2 separate regions of the Homo sapiens genome follow, and region 1 is linked to region 2. The links are chromatin contacts, found by Hi-C or POLR2A ChIA-PET in ENCODE. All regions are on one chromosome and are shown on one strand. The core of a region is the stretch at or near the end of the contact, and the rest is flanking DNA. Distances in the headings are between cores, read along the strand shown.

Evidence for each region. Hi-C counts contacts between places; a loop is a spot of excess contacts on that map. ChIA-PET counts read pairs that join two places held with the same protein, here RNA polymerase II (POLR2A). Pooled maps may share reads with other maps.
Region 1: a loop to region 2 is called in a pooled map, with 19 times the contacts of the local background. The contact joins the promoter of IVNS1ABP here to the enhancer-like site in region 2. A Hi-C loop is called at or near these places in 1 of 37 single-sample maps with no recorded cell type and 6 of 50 pooled maps. POLR2A ChIA-PET finds 5 or more read pairs at or near these places in 1 of 52 experiments (PC-9).

Annotation. Positions count from the first base shown.
Region 1 is chr1:185,315,945-185,322,722 of GRCh38, reverse strand. It overlaps IVNS1ABP (influenza virus NS1A binding protein), which reads left to right and starts at 5,480. Exons shown (of 15, transcript NM_006469.5): 1 at 5,480-5,770. It overlaps CBSLR (CBS mRNA stabilizing lncRNA), which reads right to left and starts at 5,271. Exons shown (of 4, transcript XR_007066771.1): 1 at 4,446-5,271. RefSeq lists enhancers at 4,462-4,541, 4,792-4,891, 5,541-6,154 and silencers at 5,222-5,531, 5,992-6,051.
Region 2 is chr1:182,023,646-182,031,136 of GRCh38, reverse strand. No RefSeq gene overlaps it. Among named protein-coding and RNA genes, the nearest start is that of ZNF648, 34 kb to the left of the region's middle. RefSeq lists a silencer at 1,020-1,409. Within about 2 kb of position 1,401, at least 30 of the 41 ENCODE cell types and tissues checked have a DNase peak (open chromatin) inside an H3K27ac peak, as active enhancers do; they include PC-9, where a contact is called at or near this core.

The DNA of each region.
Region 1 (6,778 bases), core at 4,231-6,730, 3.3 Mb before region 2:
AAATTAAGACTATGACTGGTAAACTGAATTGCTAAGTAGCAGTATTGAATAAAATCAGCTTATCATAATTAGCATGGTTAATAAATAAGAGAGATAACTAATATCCGAGGAGAAATGGAGCATGTTCATACGCCTAGAAAATGCTTTTGCGTTTGCAGTGGTTTTCAGGCTTTAGTAGAGGTACAAGATGCTATGGTGTTTGTCAGAATGTAGGTTTCCAGGCCACTTTCCTAGAGACTAGACTTACCAATTTTAGGACAGGGTTTCTCAATCTTGGCACGACTGACATTTCAGGTGGAATCATTTTTTGCTGTGGGACAGTGTCCTGTGCTTTGTAGGATGTTCAACAGCATTCCAGGTCCACTAGATACCTGTAGTACGTCTCCCCCAGTCATGTTTCCAGGGATTGCCAAATATTCCCCAGGGGAAAACCACTCTCTTCCTTTGAAAATCATTAGTCTAGGGTAAAGCCTAAGTGAGAGGTGACAGCATGCTGGCAGTCCTCACAGCCCTCGCTCGCTCTCAGTGCCTCCTCTGCCTGGGCTCCCACTTTGGCGGCACTTGAGGAGCCCTTCAGCCCGCGGTTGCACTGTGGGAGCCTCTTTCTGGGCTGGCCAAGGCCAGAGCCAGCTCCCTCAGCTTGCGGGGAGGTGTGGAGGGAGAGACGCGGGTGGGAACCAGGGCTGCCCATGGCGCTTGAGGGCCAGCGCGAGTTCCGGGTGGGCATGGGTTCGGCGTGTCCCGCACTCAGAGCAGCCAGCCGCCCCGCCATCCCTGCCGGCCCTGGGCAGTGAGGGGCTTAGCACCTGGGCCAGCAGCTGCTGTGCTCGACTTCTCGCTGGGCCTTAGCTGCATCCCCGCGGGGCAGGGCTCGGGAACTGCAGCCCGCCATGCCTGAGCCTCCGCCGCCCAACCGTGGGCTCCTGAGCAGCCCGAGCCTCCCCCACGAGCGCCGCCCCCTGCTCCACGGCGCCCAGTCCCATCGACCACCCAAGGGCTGAGGAGTGCGGGTGAACGGGGTGGGACTGACAAGCAGCTCCACCTGTGCCCCTGTGCAGGATCCACTGGGTGAAGCCAGCTGGGCTCCTGAGTCTGGTGGGGACTTAGAGAACCTTTATGTCTAGCCAAGGGATTGTAAATACACCAATGGGCACTCTGTATCTAGCTCAAGGTTTGTAAATACACCAATCAGTACCCTGTGTCTAGCTCAGGGTTTGTGAATGCACCAATGGACACTCTGTATCTGGCTACTCTGGTGGGGACTTGGAGAACCTTTGTGTGGACACTCTGTATCTAGCTAATCTAGTGGTGACGTGGAGAACTTTTGTGTCTAGATCAGGGATTGTAAACGCACCAATCAGCATCCTGTCAAAACGGACCAATCAGCTCTTTGTAAAATGGACCAATCGGCTCTCTGTAAAATGGACCAATCAGCAGGATGTGGGTGGGGCCAGACAAGAGAATAAAAGCAGGCTGCCCAGCCAGCAGTGGCAACCCGCTGGGGTCCCCTTTGATCCTGTGGAGGTTTTGTTCTTTCACTCATTGTAATAAATCTTGCTGCTGCTCACTCTTTGGGTCCACACTGCCTTTAAGAGCTGTAACACTCACCGCGAAGGTCTGCAGCTTCACTCCTGAAGCCAATGAGACCATGAATGCACCAGAAGGAAGAAACTCCGAACAAGTCTGAACGTCAGAAGGAACAAACTCCGGACACGCTGCCTTTAAGAACTGTAACACTCACCGCTAGGGTCCATGGCTTCATTCTTGAAGTCAGTGAGACCAAGAACCCCCCAATTGTGGACACATAAGGACCTGCATTTCTAGGAAGAATACACAGGTGATTCCAAAGAATGTGTTCAGTGGACCACACTTAAAAAATGAACTAAGGTTTTATGAGTTGAGCTGTGTTCCCTCAACATTTGTATGTTAAAGTCCTAACCCCCAGTATCTCAAAATATGACCTTATTTGGAAACACAGTAGTTGCAGGTTTAGTTAAAATGATGTCATACTGGAGTAGGGTGGGCCCCTAATTCAATTAACCCTGGTGTCCACAGAAAAAGGGGAAATCTGAACAACAGATACCCAGACAGGGAGAACATGTGAAAACTGGAGTTATGTTGACAAGCCAAGGAACTACCAGAAGTTAGGAGAGTGGCCTAGAGCCTTCAGAGGGAATAGGGCCCTGACAATACCTTGATCTCAGACTTCTAGCCTTCCGAACTGTAAGACAAATTTCTGGAGGGTTTTTGTTTTTGTTTTTTTAGAAACAAGGTCTTACTCTGTTGTCTGAATGCAGTGGCACGATCATAGCTCACTGCAGTCTTGAACTCCTGGGCTCAAGTGATCCTCTCCCCACCACCAGTAGCTGGGCTTATAGGTGCAAGCCATCATGCTTGACAACTTTCTGTTGTTTAAGCCATTCAGTCTGTTATGGCAGCCCTAGCAAACTAATACATCAAGAATAAACAAAACACAAGTCAGTTAAGGATGGAGACAACATCTGAAGCAGGATCAGGGTGAATAAAGAAAAGATGGCAGATTGACACCAATTCCTGATTATCTTTCTCAGGACCTGACACAAAATAGGTATGCAAGAAATTCATAATTTTTATTAAGCACTCTCCAAATAAATCTTACCTAAGTATAGTAGTCACCCCCACCCCCTTATGCCTGGTGGATGTGTTCCAAGACACTCAGTGGATGCCTGAAACCTTAGTATTGAACTCTAAATGCACTATGTTTTTTCCTATACATACATACCTATGATAAAGTTTCACTTATAAATTAGGCACAGTAAGATATTAACAACAATAATAATAAAATAGAACAGGCTGGGCGCCATGGCTCATGCCTGTAATCCCAGCACTTTGGGAGGCCGAGGTGGGCAGATCACCTGGGGTCAGGAGTTCGAGACCAGCCTGGCCAACACAGCAAAACCCTACCTCTACTAAAAATACAAAAATTAGCCAGGCGTGGTGGCGGGCACCTGTAATCCCAGCTACTCGGGAGGCTGAGGCAGAAGAATCACTTGAAACCTGGAGGCGGAGGTTGCAGTGAACTGAGATTGTGCCATTATAGTCCTGGTTGGGAGACAAGAAGCTCTGTCTCAAAAAATAATAATAATAAAATAAAACAATTTTAAGAGTGTACTGTAATAAAAGTTATGTATGGTCTCCCTCTCAAAGCATCTTAGTGTACTGAACTCACCCTTCTCCTTCTTGTGATGTGAGATGATAAAATACCTACATGATGAGATGAAGTGAGGTGAATGACATAAGTATTGTGACATAAATAGCAAATTCCAGAAATAAACGATTCATAAGTTTTAAATTGTGCACCATTCTGAGGAGCACAGTCTGCTCTGTCCCTGCCCAGATTGCCATTAGCCAGTTGCTGTCTGGGTTGTCAGACTGTTGCAGTGTGACAGTGCTTGTGTTCATATAACTATCATTTTATGTAATAATACCCCCCAAATGCAAGAGTAGTGATGTAACATTTTTGGGCCATGGTTGACAAAATCTTGGAAAGTGAAACCAAGGATAAGGGGGACTGCTATATTAAGAGCAAAATCTTACAACATAATGTGTTACTTTAAGAGGTAGAAATTAACCATCAGGTTCCCTGAAAGGCATAAATGGAATGCATAAGTTATGCTATTATTCATAGAGAAGGTAATAAGTAAATTTGAAATTCCATACAAAGCAAAAATACAATGAGTGTGGGCACACTGTAGCTTTAAGAAAAGTGTTGACTGTTTCAGGTCACAAAGACACTATTTAGAGTATAGCAAGTGTGACCATGTGTCCAACAGGCCAGCAGTCATGTGTCTACGCAGAGTGGGCAATTCATACTCTCCCACTGGAAGGATGAAACCCATTGTATTAAAGAGCTTAAAAGTACGTACCCTGATAGTTTCATTTGTAAGAAAAGTAAACATTGCTGTCAGTTATTATCAGCAAGACAAAACAAGAGCACAGTGTCAAATGTCAGTCTTTTTCTCCTTAAGAAAGATATAAAAAATCACTCGAATAGACATCTTAGTTCTTGTTTCCTCCTACAATTAATTGTCCGGGGGCGGGGGGACGGGGTGCGGGCGGGGCGAGGGAGACATACAAGAAATCTGTGAGAAAAAAAGGGGCGGGGGAATAAGTCTCCTTGCCTCAAGATTTTAGAAAAAAAGTTGTAAACCTATTGCAGATGAAGGCTCCCACAATTTATTTTTCCTGCTTCTATAAGCATAAATAGTTAATGATAAAAATGGTAAGAGGCATTGACAAAGAGCTCCTAGAATGTCTACAAATTAAGGTGAGTGATCAAACACAAGGTTAGGCCTAGACAGCTTAAGTGTCCTCCACAAATCAGGATAAGCGTTAACAGGACATTAACCTGGAAGCCTTTACCAAACTCTAATTTGGATATAATTTTACCTCACTAAATCCCTCACCTTCAATCAAAACTCCTTTCCCACGTGCCCTTCAGAGTCCACGAAGTTGCTGCCAGATCCCAGCTTAAATCACGTTTCGCTTTCACAGATCTCCCTCCCGGGCAAGGTGGTGGGGTGGATAATGAAGTTTGGCACCTGGTATAAAGGGCCCCAGTAGGTTAGGATAGGAACTACCACTTCTCAGGTGTGTTTTCTTTTTCCGGAAGAGGGCAAGACCAGTAGAGAACTGACTCAGCGTCTCCGACACGAGGAGAGCTGCACGCAGACAAAACAGACCCGGGGGGTGAAAAGTGGAAGTAAACTGGTGTTTGTGGCACCACTGATTTACACCTTCTCTGACTTCTCCAATATTTTTTTCCCCAAGTGACTCAATCTTCTCACCCAAACCAGGCCAAATGAGGGGTTAGTTGTTCGACTTCTTCTCAGAGTGCCTCTCTTCTTCCTCACACTCTCCACGCCTCCTCTCCGCACCCGCCACTTCCCCCCCGACCCTTAAGTTAAGGGCTCATGCCCAACTAGATCCTAATGTCCACGACGAGCAGCTCCAGTCTAGGGGGGGTTGCCTAGAAGTAGGTCTGACGCCGAGCAATCTAATCTCCCACGTCTGATCTCTCAGGCTATTGTGCCTCGAGGGGAAGTCAGAACAGGTGAGGGCGGCTTGAGGGAACCAGTTCCGGGACAGGCAACGCACAGGGCGGCGAAAGTGAGGGTGCGGGGCAAGGAACGGAGGGAGGGACAAAGGCGCGATAAGAGGAACGAGGGCGCCCCCCGAGCGCCGCCTATCTCCTCAGGATCACCTTGCGCTGACCTAGTTACACCGAGAAGGAAGGAACCCCAGTAGACCAGGGAGGAAGGCGGGGCGGGATGTGGGCGGGGCCGCGGGTGGGGCGGGGCTTAGAGTGGGATCTTTATGGAGCTCGCCTGTGATTTGCAGATGGATTCGAGACGGAAGCGGGCTGGGAGGCGTCGGCGGCGGCAGCGCACGTGGTGACGTGCGAGGGGGTGCGGCGCGAGCGGTCGGCGGCGGCGGAGGCAGTGTCTCCCGGTCGCGCGTGGAGGTCGGTCGCTCAGAGCTGCTGGGCGCAGTTTCTCCGCCTGCTGCTTCGGCGCGGCTGTATCGGCGAGCGAGCGAGTTCCCGCGAGTTCTCGGTGGCGCTCCCCCTTCCTTTCAGTCTCCACGGACTGGCCCCTCGTCCTTCTACTTGACCGCTCCCGTCTTCCGCCGCCTTCTGGCGCTTTCCGTTGGGCCGATTCCCGCCCGCTTCCTCCTGCTTCCCATCGAAGCTCTAGAAATGAATGTTTCCATCTCTTCAGAGATGAACCAGGTAATACGCGCTGGTTCTACGAACGACAGATGAGGGAGACGGCGCGGCTAGAATCCGAGAAGAAGGGATGGCGCCGGCGGATGGGAAGAGGGTGGGAGGCGCGGAAGCGGTGTCCTCATCAGGGGAGGCAGCCCCAAGCGGCCGCCGCCGCCCTCTGGGACGTGAAGCCCGCGCCGCGCTGGGCCCGCGCTCCAGCGCTGCCATGGTTGCCAAGTTGCGTTGGCGGCCGAGAGCGGGCGCCGGTCGCCTCGGAGAGCGCGGAGGCTGGAGCCCCTTTGCTACACTGGCGCGGGTGAGGCAGGCTGGGAGGAACAAGAGTTTTTTGTTCGAAGGGTTTTGGGGGGCCTGGGTTAGGGCGCCGCGGGCGGGGATGACCCGCCGGAAGGAGGGCGCGGGACTCCCCGTTCTTGCTGTCAGGAACGGACGCCTCGCCTCGGGTTTGCCTGGGGTTTGGGATTCTCTTCTGGAAGAGCTCTCGAGACTCGGCTCGTGTGGGCGGGCAGCCAGCCCCGGGCCTGGAGTAGGGTGGCACGGAGTCCCCGATCGCCGTGGGCCGCGGGGTCCTTTGTTCCCGCTCCACGTTGCCCGCTTTTCTTGCCAAGCGCGGGGAGAAGGGGGCGGGAGGAGGGAGGGAGCGGCTGCCCTGACGTGTCGGTACTGAGTGACTGCGGGGCTGGCCAATCCGGGGCGGGGGTGTGCGGGTGCTGGGGGCCTCGCCTCGCAGCCTGCGGAGTGGGCGCCGGCCTGGCTGCGCGAGGAGGAAGGCCTGGGACGCTCTTTCTTTTTTATGAAAGAAATCAGTGGCAAGATTTGCTCTTTTTCCGTCCCTCCACGCTTTTGGTTAAGTGTCTCTGATTATAAGCTCTTGATGATAGGAAGGTATCAGGCTGAGGGTTGAACCTAGGGTAACTTGAACCACTACTTGAGAACTACATTTACTTTTTCCCCCAATAGGTAGTGGACATATCTATTGGTTTGAGACAGCTGACATTTCAAGGAGAAATCAGA
Region 2 (7,491 bases), core at 152-2,651:
AAACTGTAATTTGACCTGACTAGAAGGTAAGTTGAATAATGAGAGATGACTGAAGAAGCAGACAAAGTGGAGATGGCAGATAGCCTTTCCTTCAGTTATGGTTTCAAACCCTATGAAGAAAGCTGTTGAGTTTCTATCCACCTGCATATTTTTTATTATTATTTTAGTTAGGTGTGCTTTTTTCAAAGATAAACACTCTATTCCTTTTGCTTCTTCCAGTTTTCAACTGAAGATGTGGAGACCTCTCCTCACAGATGTGTTTTGAAAATTTAAAAGCATTTTAAACAGCAACCTAAGTAAATTAATTATTCAAGACAAGACACAGACCTCTTTAATTGCTTCAAAGAAAGTAAAATACCGGGTAACTTGTCAGGTATTTGTCCAAATCTTCTTTTCCCACAACTTCTGCTCCAAAGATTATGCATTTAGTAATAATACAAAAATCTATTAACAATATTTAGATTAATACTAAAATTTAGTAATAATTTAGAAATCTCTAGTTTGAACTATTCATGAGGAAATTACAAACTACTACACATCTCTAACTGGTAGCATTCACATGCCAGCTGTGGTCTATTATTTGGTGACATGCGGGGACTGCTTCTAAGTTGTTTGAGGGGCTTCTATTTTCTGAATATATCAAGGACAAGATGATGTGACCTGCAGCCCATTGGGGGTCAAGGGGAAAGGTGGTAGAGGTGAGGGATAAGAGAAGTAAAATGTAAGTGCAAAGGCTTTATTCTCTCTGCTTATGGATCTTTCCTCATATCCCCGAACGGAGTCCACCAATTCTGCTTCCCAGTAAACAGCCTATGGGGCACCTGCCTGTAAATACCTGGAGCATCATCAGGTTGGGGGGCGGGGAATTAACAAACACCCTAAAGCCTTTGAGGTAGAAGCAACGCAGGCCCTCTTATAATGTGGGCCAACCGCCCGGCCCCAGGCTCCGCGGATCCCGCCCGGAGTGGTCTCCTGGATCCTCTCTCCTCGGGCGGGCGTCCGGTTCCCGCGCGCTCCAAAGGGCTGCCCGCAGGCCGAGACCACAAGGGGGCGGCGCCTGACCCACTCAGCGGGCAGAAAGCGCTGCCTGCTCCGCTCTCCAGGCGCCGCCCCGGCTCCCGGATGTAGGGTGCTCTCCGCCCGCCCCGCCCCCCGGGGGGTGTGGTGCCCTCCGTCCGCCTCGCCCCCCTCACCCGCAGGCCACCCGGCTTCCCACCGGATGGCGGCGGCCGGGTCCTGGAGGCCCGCAAGGCGGGCGCCGCTCAGCGATCTTCGCTGATGGGCCGCGGCGGTAAAACCTGCCCCGCCCACTCGCGGTAAGCAAAGGTACGGCCCCCCAGGCCCCGCCCCCTGTCCTGACAGATAAGCCTCCTGGCCAACCAGGCTTCTCATCTTCCTCTTAAGTTTTGCTCCGTATCCCCGCCCCAGCTTTGAGCCCCACCCCCAGCGGACAAGCTCCGCCTCCAGCCCGCCTCAGAGGAAAGTGAGCTACAGGATAGGAAGCTGCGGGTCTGCGCAGCCTGAGTGCACAGAGTACCTGTAATGCCTGTGGTGCCGGCCGGGAGGGTTGGGCCCAGAAGAAGGCAGACTAGCCCCTGCCCTGCCCAACTTCAGTCCAGCCAAAGAGAAGTAAACGAGGGAGTGGGTGTTAGGTAAGGAAAGTACCCTGACCGGACGGGTTAGGTGAGAAGGTTTCTTGGAGGAACTGAGACCGGAAGATGGAAGGAATTCGCTAGGCCAGAGGCGGGAGGGTGCCCAGGGGAGGGGACAGAGTTCCAGTAAGAGAAAATAGCAGGCCTCGGTGAGAGGATCACCATAGGTTCCAGAAACTAAAACAATTTTTGACCAATATGGCTGGAGCATAGAGTAGTCCAGCAAGAAATAAAGCTGGACAGAGAATGGAAGTCAGATTCTAGAAGACTCTAGAGGTTCACACCTCTAGAGGCTTTTAAAGTGGGAACGTGGCATAATCAGATCTACATTTCATAAAGGTCACTCTGCAGAGTGCATTGGGAGAAGATCAGACTAGGGACAGGAAAATCAGAAGACTGGCATTGATGTGGACTAGGATGGGGGCAGTGAGGATGAAGAGAGAGGGGTGGATTTGAAAGATGTTTTGCACATAGAATTAACAAATTTTGGATGAGGTGGCAGGGTAGGTGAGAATTCAAGAGAATGAAGAGTAAAGATGATTTATTTCTGCATCAGCAAGGTCAATGGTGACCATACAAGTTATCGCTCGCTCCCCTCCATATTTTTAGCACTTTCAGAGCTGTTACCTTACTGCCTTGAGTGTTTCTCTTTTGCGTAGAGAATTTATTGCTGTTCCAGATTAGAGCTTCCTTGAAGAAATGGACATCTTCAGGTTTTCCTTTGCTTAGATTGTACCGCAAATTACCCATTTGATCATTTGCTGAATGATCCAATGAATCAATGGCCCCAAGGGTTTGATCCTCAAAACTAAAAAAAAAAGCTGTCAGAAAGGCCAGTCCTCAAGAGGTACATTTATAGTCATGTGCCCCATAATGACATTTTGATCATCGATGGACTACATATATGACATTAGTCCCATAAGATTATAATGGAGCTGAAAAATTCTTATCACCTAGCGACAAAGCCATTGTAACACTGTACCGCAATGTATTACTCACATGTTTGTTGTGATGCTGGTGTAAACAAACCTACCATGCTGCCAGTCATATAAAAAGGTAGCACACATGATTATGTGCAATACATAATACTTCAAAATGATAATAAACGACTGTTACTGGTTCATATATTTACTGTATTATACTTTTTATCATTATTTTAGAGTGCATTCCTTCTACTTATAAGAAAAGTTAACTGTCAGCCTCAGGCAGGCCTTTCAGGAGGTATTCCATAAGAGCATTGTCATCATAGGAGATGACAGCTCCGGGTGTGTTATTGCCCCTGAAGACCTTCCAATGGGACAAGATGTGGAGGTGGAAGACAGTGACACTGATGATCCTGACTCTCTGTAAGCCTAGGCTAATGTGTGTGTTTGTGTCTGTTTTTAACAAAAAAGTTTAAAAATTAAAAAGTTAAGATATAAAAAGCTTATAGAATAAGGATATAAAGAAAAAAAAGTTTTGTGTATCTGTACAATGTATTTATGTTTTAAACTTATTATAAAAGAGTCATTTTTTTCAAGTTTATAAAGTAAAAACATTATGGTAAGCTAAGGTTACTGATGAAAGAAAAATATTTTTTCATAAATATAGTGAAACCTAAGTGTACAGTGTTTATGAAGTCTATAGTAGCGTACAGTAATTTTTCTAACAAAAATATATACTATTCACAGAATATTAAAAAGACTAGAAGATAAGGAATCACTTTTCTGATATGAGTCAATATTTGATCCTACATCATGTTATCACAGTAAAATAGAATCAAAGATTGACTCACCCCAGCATTATCAAAAGACCATGGAGGCCAGGCGCGGTGGCTCACGCCTGTAATCCCAGCACTTTGGGAGGCTGAGGCGGGTGGATCATGAGGTAAGGAGTTCGAGACCAGTCTGGCCAACATAGTGAAACCCCATCTCTACTAAAAATACAAAACATTAGCCAGATGTGGTGGTGTGTGCCTGTAATCCCAGCTACTCAGGAGGCTGAGGCAGGAGAATCGCTTGAACCCGGGAGGCGGAGGTTGCAGTGAGCTGAGATCACGTCATTTCACTCCAGCCCAGGCGACAGTCTGAGACTCCGTCTCAAAAAAAAAAAAAAAAAAAAAAAAGACCATGGATTTGGGGGCCAAGCAGCCCTGGGTTTGAATATTGGCATATTGGCTCTATCCCAAACTAGCTGGGCAATTCTGGACAAGTGAGGAATTCCTTAAGACTCAGTGTTAGTTTCCTAGGGCTGACATAAGAAAGCACCAAAAACCGGGTGGCTTAAAACAACAGAAATGTATTACATTACAGTTCTGGAGGCTGGAAGTCCAAAATTGGTGTCAGTAGGGTCATGCTCTCCTGAAGGCTCTGTAGGAGGATCTCTTCCATCTCCTAACTTCTAGAGGCCCAGGTGTTCCTTGGCTTGCTGATACATCACTCCAATGCTCTGTCTTCACAGGGTGTTCTGGGTCTCACCATCTTCTTATGAGGGCACCAGTCACATTGCATTTGGAACCCACCCTATTCTAGTATGAACTCAAATTATTGTATCTACAATGTCCCTATTTCCAAATAAGGCCACATTCTCAGGTACTGAGGGTTAGGACTTTCACATGTCACTTTTCGGGGGACAAAATTCAATCCATAACACTCAGTATCTTCATCACATAGTTGCGAATAAAGGTACCTTCCTTGGAGAGCCATTATGAGAACCGTGTATGAACTTATTTTTAAAAATTCCTAGCACAATATCTGACACATGATAAATAAGAAAAGTGAAATGTAATAAAAACCAGTCCATTGGAATGATACATTCTTTTTTTTTTTTTTTCTCGCTCTGTCACCCAGGCTGGAGTACAATGGCGTGATCTAGGCTCACTGCAAGCTCTGCCTCCCAGGTTCATGCCATTCTCCTGCCTCAGCCTCCTGAGTAGCTGGGACTACAGGCACCTGCCACCACACCCGGCTGATTTTTTGTATTTTTAGTAGAGACGGGGTTTCACCGTGTTAGCCAAGATGTTCTCGATCTCCTGACCTCGTGATCCGCCTGCCTCGGCCTCCCAAAGTGCTGGATACATTACTTTTAATGGTGAAAAGCACAATTACTTTTGCACCAATCTTATAGTTATCAATACTGTCTTTAAACAGTGTTTCTAATATTTTCTGCTATTATCCTTTACAGTCACAAGCAATGAGTTCTGCTTTTCACCCTCTTCTTGCCTTACCCTATTTGTGTTTCTATTTTCACTTTTTTAAAGTAAACCATCTTTATCTATATGTGGGATATACCTTTTAAAAACTCTAGCACACACCTTAATGAAGAGCTCCCAAATATAATCAACAAATGTCTCAGGTGATATGTCCTAGAAGTGAGGGAAGGGAAGGTGAGAAAAAGCAGTGTTTTGCACTAATATATTATTTCTAATTCTCATTCCAACCCCATGAGACAAGCATTATTAACCTTGCTTTTAGAAGAAGAAACTCAGGCTGAGAGAAGGTTAAGTAACTTGCTTAACGTCAGAGCTAGCATGTGGTAGGGACAACATTCCCCCCAGGTTTGCTTGGCTCCAAAGAGCACATGTATTATTCTCCCCTCCTTCCATCACCTTGTGGTATTATTTCCAAACTCACATTATCTTTTCCTATTTCCTTTCCAAGTAGTCACTTGGAGCTGTCATTTTCCGTATTCATATATTTCATTAAATCCTTGCTTCTCTTTCCCAAAATTGGCCAGAAGTAAAATTGTGAAGTATGTAGAAATCTTCTTTTGATCATTTGGTAAACTTTGACAAGGCCTTGTGGAATACTTTGGAGACTGACAATCATACCCAGCCTTTTCTCTTTTTCTGCATTCTCAGAGGCCAAGATCCTTCTGTGTAAGACTCACCCCTCCTTTGTGCTCTTAATCTCATCCCTTTTAGTCTCTTTGGGGATCTTTATCTCAGAACTGTATCTTTCATCATTCCCACTTCCTCTGCACTTACTAATATTCCCTATTTTTAAAAAAATCCCTTTATAGCATCCACCCCCCGAGTCATCACCCAATGGCTTATTTTCCATCTTTTTCTTTCGAGCCCTGGAGAGAAAAGTATAGTATACAGTTGTCAACTCCATTTCTTCTTCAACTAATCTACTGTAGTCAGATTTTGATCCCACCTTCCACTGAAACTGCTCTAAGATTACGCGAAAGCCTTTTAAATACCAAAGCCAATGAATGCTTTGAAATCATCATCTTACTCCATTTCTCTGCTGTAGCAGACAGTTTTTGTTACCTCATTCTGTTTAAAACTCTTCTTTTTCTTGGCTTCTGGAAGATTGCATCTGTCTGTGCTCCTCTTAGTTTTCTTGGGTTTTTTCTTCCTCTACATTGTAATATGGCCCACAGCCTGTCTCTCATTGCATGCCATCCCGAGAATTCTTCCACTCTGATAGCTTCAACCAGTACCTTTATACATAGCTACGCACCAGAGATGTATAGCTGATTCTGTCCTCACCTGACCTCCTCTTTAATATTTCCAAAGGACTTTCTCTTAAGATGAATATTGAAGAAAAAGTGAAAATTTGCTGTGAACCTCTCAGAGAGAGAGGGCATTCTAATCAGGCAGTTTCGACATCATGTGCAGAGGTACAGAAGTATGAAAGACCAGTAAAAATTGAGAGGTCTGTGGTAAGTTCAGTATTGCTGCAGGGTGAAGTGGAATAGGTGTGGTCAGGATGTGTGGAGAGATGAGAGGTGAGGCTAAGCAGATAGGCAGGGGTCAAGTAATATGAAGGGTCTTATTAGCCGTACTAGATGGTTTCAAATTTTGCCCTGTGTATGGTGAGCCATTGTGGGATTCTGAGAAGAGTAGTGTAATTGGCTCTAAGTTTTAGAAAGCTTACTGTTAGGAAAGTAAAAGAAGTCTAAGACTAGAAGCAGGAGGCCAAGGAAGAAGCTGTGGTAATAATCCAAGTGAGAGATGGTAATGAGGTGAACTAGGACGATGGACATGGTTTGGAGAGTAGAGACAATGGATGTTTCTAAAGTGGAATCAGGAGAATTTGTTGACAAATCAAATAAAAGGGAGGAAAAAAGGTGGACTCCAGGATGATGAGGTTTCTGGTTTGCGTAACGGGGTAGATGAAAAACAATTTAGCACAATGGATTATAGGAAGTGAAGTGTATTTATTGGAAAAAATTCATGTATTGATTCATTCATCAGACAGACATTTAAACATTTTCTACATGCTAGACACTATGCTAAGCCCCAGAATAATTTCTAATTTGGACATAACTTTGAGAATGCCTTCAAACATCGAGATGGAGATGTTTAGCAAACAGGTAGAGATAGGCATCTAAAGCTCAGCAGACATGTCTCCATTTTGTTGTTATTATTAACAACATTGTCACATATGTTCTTGTGGGTAAATTTTTGCCCAGATGCTTAATTATCTACACTGTGCAGAAGATATTAGAGAAATGAGAATGGCTGAAATTTATAATCCCATGCCATGTCATTTATATTACTTTGTTTAATAATGTCCTTATCAACTTTTGTTCTTCTATGATTGACATAACTTTCTAAAAGGAACAAATGTGCAACTACATGACTGAGCAGTGTGATATAACTGATTTCTGAAAAATTTGGTATAGAATCAAAGGGTTAAATATCCTCTTCATAAGCATTTTTATTACTCTCAGAGAAATTTACTACCTTCTTCAGTTTAACATTTCAGTGTTCTTGGACTTAACGTTTTAGATATGATTACTACTTATATATTGTGATAGCATTATGAATAAGCATTATCCTTTTTGGAAAAGGGGAAAAATTTGGGAAGTCATAAATATATATACCTTTTAACTCAGTAATTCAACTTTT